2 separate regions of the Mus musculus genome follow, and region 2 is linked to region 1. Evidence: chromatin contacts called from ENCODE POLR2A ChIA-PET data. All regions are on one chromosome and are shown on one strand. The core of a region is the stretch at or near the end of the contact, and the rest is flanking DNA. Distances in the headings are between cores, read along the strand shown.

What was found. ChIA-PET counts read pairs that join two places held with the same protein, here RNA polymerase II (POLR2A).
Region 2: POLR2A ChIA-PET joins it to region 1 with 10 read pairs in Patski. The contact joins the promoter of Gsta1 here to the promoter of C920006O11Rik in region 1. POLR2A ChIA-PET finds 5 or more read pairs at or near these places in 2 of 5 experiments (Patski and embryonic stem cell).

What each region holds. Positions count from the first base shown.
Region 1 is chr9:78,174,132-78,177,652 of GRCm38, reverse strand. C920006O11Rik (RIKEN cDNA C920006O11 gene) reads right to left here and starts at 1,739. Exons shown (of 4, transcript NR_040401.1): 1 at 1,618-1,739; 2 at 911-1,082; 3 at 560-654. Rn7sk (RNA, 7SK, nuclear) reads left to right here and starts at 2,020; the gene lies at 2,020-2,351.
Region 2 is chr9:78,228,667-78,232,187 of GRCm38, reverse strand. It overlaps Gsta1 (glutathione S-transferase, alpha 1 (Ya)), which reads right to left and starts at 1,519. Exons shown (of 7, transcript NM_008181.3): 1 at 1,458-1,519.

The sequences.
Region 1 (3,521 bases), core at 490-2,989:
GAGCCAAGGACAAGGTGGGGGAGGCGGGAATTATTCCCAGAGAATCCTCATTGATGGTCTCAATAATTACGTCAAGGGGTTGAAACAAGGAAAAGGCTGAGAAACCATCCTAGCCTTGGGGAAACTGAGGAAACATGACTAGATACACTGTGGGATACTGGATTGGTAAGAGGACTTTAGTAGAAACACTGAAATCATAATTAAGTCTGCTGCCCATTTACTTGCACACCAGTAACACTTTTCTTCTCAGTTTATCATGGTTATGTAAGGCGTTAGCACCCGGGAGGACTGAGGGCTCTGAGGTTCAACTTTACAACATTTTTATAAATCTCAAGTTATTCATAGTGTAAAGTCTACAGACCTTGTTTAGAGCAGCACCGAGACACATTAGTAAAAACTCCGCATGAGACAGACTGCTTTGAGGATAAAGCCTTGCAGATTTTTTGGTGGGTGTGATAACCTTTACCCGTTGGAAATAAATACCAAATCGTGGCACTCCCATATGAAACTATGTTAGGAGGAAAGACTCCCACAAACCAAGAGGAGGCAGGAGACATACCAAGCACACCCTAAAGCTGCACACATCCGGGTAAGGGCTGCACACAGAGTTATGCAATGTTTTGTTTGCTTGTATCTGAAAATCTCCACAGGAAGCTGAAGAATAGAACAAAAGCAAAACTTGCACTCGCAGGCCAGGAAACAAGGCTTCCAACCGTGCAACGCAGGTACAGAAAATTCACCTAGAGGGTGTATAATCAATAAAACTGACAAAATTTACATTACTTCCCTTTGTCCTTATTACCTGTTATCCCTCGTAGAAACCAAGGGTAACTTAAAAGGGGTAATGAATCCCGTTAATTACATCTTAGTTCAAAGAAAAGTCCCTAACAGGAAGGATCTTATGGCTGACCCGGACCAGTAGTGATGCGAAGAGAAGGCGTATTGTCTGGCTAATTTGTGAAAATACGGTGGGCTGGGTACAGCTCCAGCGGCAGCTAATGCCCGTCTCACGAACTCCATGCGACCTCTACTGTTAGGACAGTGGAGCTTGTGCCTCGACGTCACGATGGCTTTCGGCCTTTCTGGAAAACAAACGAACCAAACTAAACCAAAAACCAAACAACAAACCGAACAAACAAAAAACCCGAACGCAGTACAGAGCGGTAAAGCAAAGTCCTATCTTCATCCCAATTTTCTGGACATAACTGAATGTTCAGGATTTGGGAGGAGTGTTTTATTATTGTTGTTGCGTTTTCCCTCGCGCATTAAAAAGATGCCACCATTTTAACACGTGAAAGAAAGGACAGAACCCTTAGCCTTGGTTTTCAGTGTGTCACTTTCACATTCCGATTCAGGGAAGCTGGGGGGCATTCGTTGTAAAGGTATTAGCCTAGCAGTGCACATTATAAAGTTCTTGGACTTTGAGAAACTCAGGATTTTCCAAATTTAGCTACAAAGGGCACGGGAAGCCAACGGAGGGCCGGGTGCATCACACTGTTCTAGGAATTAGCTTTTTACTCGCTTCGGTGTGTCACTTCGGCCACAGAGGGAGACAGACGATTACGGCCCACGGAAGGCCGCGTGAGTCTCGTGAAGCTGGAGATGCGCTGGGTCTACCTTTCGCCGTCCGCTCCGCCTTGGCAGAGGCGCCGACACGCACCGAAGGCAGAGAACCCATCTCGTATGGGACCGCACCGGACACGGGCGCCTGGGCCAGGAGCAGAGCCGGGCCGTAGAATAGACATGGCCGTCGGGGGCGGGGCTTCGGAAGGTTTAACCAATCCAAACTGTTGTATTTTGCATAGCCCCAAAGCATTTTGGTTAACAGTAAAAACATCCTAAATTTAAGTATTTTAATTTAAACTTAGAACGAAGCGAGTATAAAAAGGATTATTTAACCCTAAAACGGATTCAGGATTTGTTATAATATCAAGTACAGTCGGCTACATAAGGTCACCACATGTGTAAAGTTACAAAATTCTATGGCCTTATATACCTACCAAGAGCCTGCTTACTCTCGGATGTGAGGGCGATCTGGCTGCGACATCTGTCACCCCATTGATCGCCAGGGTTGATTCGGCTGATCTGGCTGGCTAGGCGGGTGTCCCCTTCCTCCCTCACCGCTCCATGTGCGTCCCTCCCGAAGCTGCGCGCTCGGTCGAAGAGGACGACCTTCCCCGAATAGAGGAGGACCGGTCTTCGGTCAAGGGTATACGAGTAGCTGCGCTCCCCTGCTAGAACCTCCAAACAAGCTCTCAAGGTCCATTGTAGGAGAACGTAGGGTAGTCAAGCTTCCAAGACTCCAGACACATCCAAATGAGGCGCTGCATGTGGCAGTCTGCCTTTCTTTTGTAGTTCCTGCAATTTAATTTTCGTTTAAAACTTTATTTTATTCTTTAACTTAAAAAAAATATATATTTTTATTTTTTTAATTGGGTATTTATTTCATTTACATTTCCAATGCTATCCTATCCCAAAAGTCCCCCACACGCTTTCCCACCCACTCCCACTTCTTGGCCCTGTCATTCCCCTGTACTGAGGCATATAAAGTTTGCACGACCAAAGGGCCTCTCTTTCCACTGATGGCCGACTATGCAGCTAGAGACAGGAAAAAAATTTTTTTTTAATTAAAAATTTTTTAAATCTTTAAAAATTCTGTTATGTTAATAGATGTAAATAGAGATGTAAATATGTTTAAAAGGTGTGTGTGTGAGAGAGAGAGAGAGAATATGAGTTCAGGTGAAGGTTCCAAGCAGTCGTAACAAAGATTCTGTCTGGGAACAGTTCTACCCCACCTCTCTCTTTCTTCCTTCCTTCCTTCCTTCCTTCCTTCCTTCCTTCCTTCCTTCTTCCTTCCTCTCTCTCTCTCTCTCTCTCTCTCTTGTTTTAAACATTTATTTAGTTACTTGTTTGTTTGTTTCAGGTTTCCTCTGTGTGGCCCTAGCTGTTCAGGGACTTTCTCTGTAGACCAGGGTAGCATTGAATTTAGAGATCTGCCTGCCTCCCAAACTCTGGAAATAAGAGCATGAGCCTATTTACCAGTCCCTGCTTAAATTTATTTATTTAAAAAAATGTTATTAGGACAAATGCTATTACACTCGAAAAGGCAAACACCCAGGACAGGTAGGCTGTAACTTTAAGCTGCTGAAGGAGGAAAATGGAGAAGGTAATGAGCAAAGTCATCCCATTTAGTCTAGCACGGATAAGTGGCTTCATGGTGGGAGAGGGAACTTTAGAGAAAGAGTAAGAAGACCCAAAATGCTGGGGAAGCCCAAGCATTATGGAAGCATGCTTAGATTAGAAAAGAGAGAAGAAATCACACTTTTCTGTATAATTTAGAAAAGCAGGCAGATTGGTGACCCTGTAGACTGACATTCTGAAAATGAAAAGACAATGTCTCATTGTAAGGCTAATTGTTCTGCCTCATTAGCATGAATTACAGTAAACTCCCTAGAGTGGTTCTTTCACTGAGTGATTGACTTGGCCCAACTAGCTCATCAGGTTCTATTCTCTTGACCAGA
Region 2 (3,521 bases), core at 270-2,769, 55 kb before region 1:
AGGAGCCTGTGGGGTGGATGTGTTTAGTAACACACACTGGAGAGGGCAGTCTGCCTCCTCCATGGCTGGCTTGCAGGGGGTGGCCACCCACCTGCAGTTGCACCAAACCAGATTCAGCTGCCCTTGAGGACAGAAGCAGAGTTGCCTAGAGCCTATAGTTACTAAAAACCTGGGAGCCTGCTGAGCCTGGGGGTGAAGAGCCATCCTGGAGGGGAATGAGGCACAGATCCTCCCTGGTTCTTTGATTCCTGGTCTACTCTGTTCAAAAGTTTCCATTGGCCTTATGTCACCCTGCCTCTGCCATTGCACACTTCTCTCTGCAGTTCTGTTTCCTACCCTTGTATGCACCTCTATGGTCATGTAGAAAATACGGTACACGGTGGCAAGTTCAGGCCACAGTCCTCAGATATCCCAAGGCTCCATAGTTCAAGATTCACACTCTTTTCCCTCTTGCTTTCTCAGGCTCACCATTTAAACAAACAGGTTGTATTGAGTTTTTAAATAATAAACTAGCAATAACGTAACAAATCTAAGTACCCCGTTCTTTCAACAGAATTATCAAAGCAATGGGAATCCGCATATCAGACACAAATGATCTAGAAAACCGAGCTGGGAATTTGATTTGGGAGAGGGACCCGGGAGGGTCTGTGGTGAATTTCGCTTTGTCTGTCTGTCTGTCTGTCTGTCTGTTTGTTTGTTTGTTTGTTTGTTTTGAGACAGGGTTAGCCCTGGCTGTCCTGGAACTCACTCTGTAGACCAGGCTGGCCTTGAACTCTCAAATTCGCCTGCCTCTGCCTCCCAAGTGCTGGGATTACAAGTGTGAGCCACCACTGCCCAGCATGAATTTCACTTCTTAAGTGAGAGGAATCTGCAAGTTCTCTGTGGGTTTGGGGATGCAGAAGAACATTGTTGATCTTCATTTTGCCTGAGAGGACAGGCCAGGCCCAGACCTCACTATCCTAAACCCCATGCCCTTAGATTCCCCTGCAAATCTGTTAAACCCCACCCTTTGGCTCAGTGACACTGAAGGAGGGGCAGGAAGGAGGGGACAGACAGAAGTAGAAGGGGAAAAAAGAGGAGAAGGAGAGGAGGAAGGAACAGAAGGAAAGAAGAAAGGATAGAAAAGGAGGACGGGAGACTGGAGGAGGGAAAGATGGAGGGAAAAGGGATGAGGAGGGAGGGAGAACCGAAAGAAGGAATAGAGGGGGAGCAATAGGTGGGTACTGGATGTTCAGTCTCAAAGAAATGCATATGAACCAGAACCAAATGCAGGTAAATCAATCGTAATGGACATTGAATATGAGCAGAGCCTATTATATACATGGGTGAGGATTACATAATAAATCTAATTATCTTATGCAATCAGTGCATGCTAACTAAATAAAACGCTGAAAAACTAGTTTGCAGTGCTGCAGACCTGGGAAGAGGTTCCACAGGTTATAAGAGAGAACACTGACCTAGTGAGAGTCCTGGCTTCTTCTCCACTCAGCTCACAGTCCAGCTCCAGAGGAGTGTGCACGCTCCTTTAGTAAGGTGACAATTCTTACCCAGGGTGTGGGGACAAATAGGGAACAGCCCCTCCCACAGACACACACAGAGTCCAAGATTCCAGAGTTTCATGATAGACTAGAAAGGTGCCAAATCATCGGGAGGGGCTGACAAGCCACCACCTTTCCCTGAAGATCTGGCTCCATTCATGAAGTTCTTGGTGTCATGCTTATGGGCCTCTAAGTCACCTCTCCTCTCCATGATCCTGTGAGTAACCTGAAAGAGACATCTTGGCTAAGAAGGGAAGAAAGGAAGGAGGGAAAACTGCACTAGGAGCAGAAATAATACCACAGAGTCAACCCTGAGAACCCTCTGCTATGTAACAATGTGACATTGAACTATTGGATTTCAGGGATGGCTTGTTAAGTAGCCCTAAATTGCAGAATTAATGCATTGTCTCAAATTCAAGGCTAAGTTAAACACAACAGGTCACACTGCTCCCTCCTTGTTTTCTCTGGTGAAGCATGTTAATATTAAAATCCTGCCATAGCATGATATCTATCTTAATCTTTGTCCTGCTTTGATTAAAAAACTCAAGAGCCAGAGGGCAGAAAGGAGGGACACAGCTCACACTTAACTTTATCTGGATGACCAGACACATTCTGTCCAGCCTGCTCTAGGTCTCAGTGCAGCCTGTGAGTCCCTGCAGTTACTCCTGTGGGAAAGTTGCTTTGTCACCATTAGCAATGTCATTTCCAAGCTAATGAGAATTACTGATCCTTCCTGCCAAGTTCAGACATGGCTCTTATCCACAACAAGGTCATTCTCGCTGACTTCACTCACACACCCACAAGCTGATTCATGATTTTAGTTAATCCTTGGTTCATGGGTCTTGGTTATTAATCATTACCTGATGATCTGGCTGGCCTCCGGGATGCCTGTCACATGCCTAAGGCTGTATACCCTACCAGAGAGGAGGGCTGGCCTCTTTTTATCTTGATGTCCACTGCTAATTTCTCTTCAGCTATAGAATTTCGTTCTTCAAGGGCCCTTCACTTTGCTAAAAACAGATGACAACCTAGCCATTTTGCATTTCATGGTACACACATGGCACCAGCACAGGGCCTCAGCCACAGGGATGAGTTGTGTTTGAACACTGCTCATGAAAGTTCCTGTCACCGCCTGAGAGCCTATGGCAGAGGAGGGAAGGAAACCCGTGGTGAAAGGAGATGTCCCAGGAGAGCAATGCCAAGACCCAGCAGAGACAACTGGGAGATCTACAGTGCACAGCAAGGGCTGATTCAGGAGTACTGCTGAGGACTGCCTTTGCCTTAGAGCTGAGTGCATTGTCCCTCCCTGGAAAGGAAGCACTCAGCTGCCTGCCTGTTCTGTGCCATTTGCCTGTGGTCATGTGGAGGCCCTGTTCTTCAAGCCTGCCTGCACTTTAGCCTTTCTCTGAAGTCCAGACTCCACACTCATGTTTCTTCAGCTGGCCCTCCTTCTCTGCATCCTCTCCATCCTTTTCCTCTGCATCCTCTCCATCCTCTGGGCTGCACTGCCTCCACCAGGTCCCTTTCTAGATGAAGTGAAGCCCTGAGTGAAGAATTCTAGAGGGCTTGGTTCCAAGTTCCCATGGCTGGCCAGGTGTGTGTACAGAGAGAGGCCACGATGGACATGTGACCAACTTCCCTTGAGTGTTGGAGATGTGTCCCTGTGTGCAGGTGTACAAAGGACAGTTGGATGATTTGTCATGTGCTACTCCACCAGACTAACAAATGTCCAAGCTCTTTGGTGCAACTCCTGAACTTTCATCTGCAATAAAAACTTGATGTGTCCTTCAAATGTGTTCTTTAAAATTACTTGGGCTTCAGAAAAGTTTCACGGGACTGAGAGTGCAGCTTGGTGGTATAGCCTGCTCTGCCATGCTCCCAGGAGCCTGGGGCAGAGCCCTATCATGGAAAAGCTCGAAGGTTGGAGTCAGTTAATCTAGACGCATGTGACAGTTTATCTCTATGTGCCTATTAATCTATCTC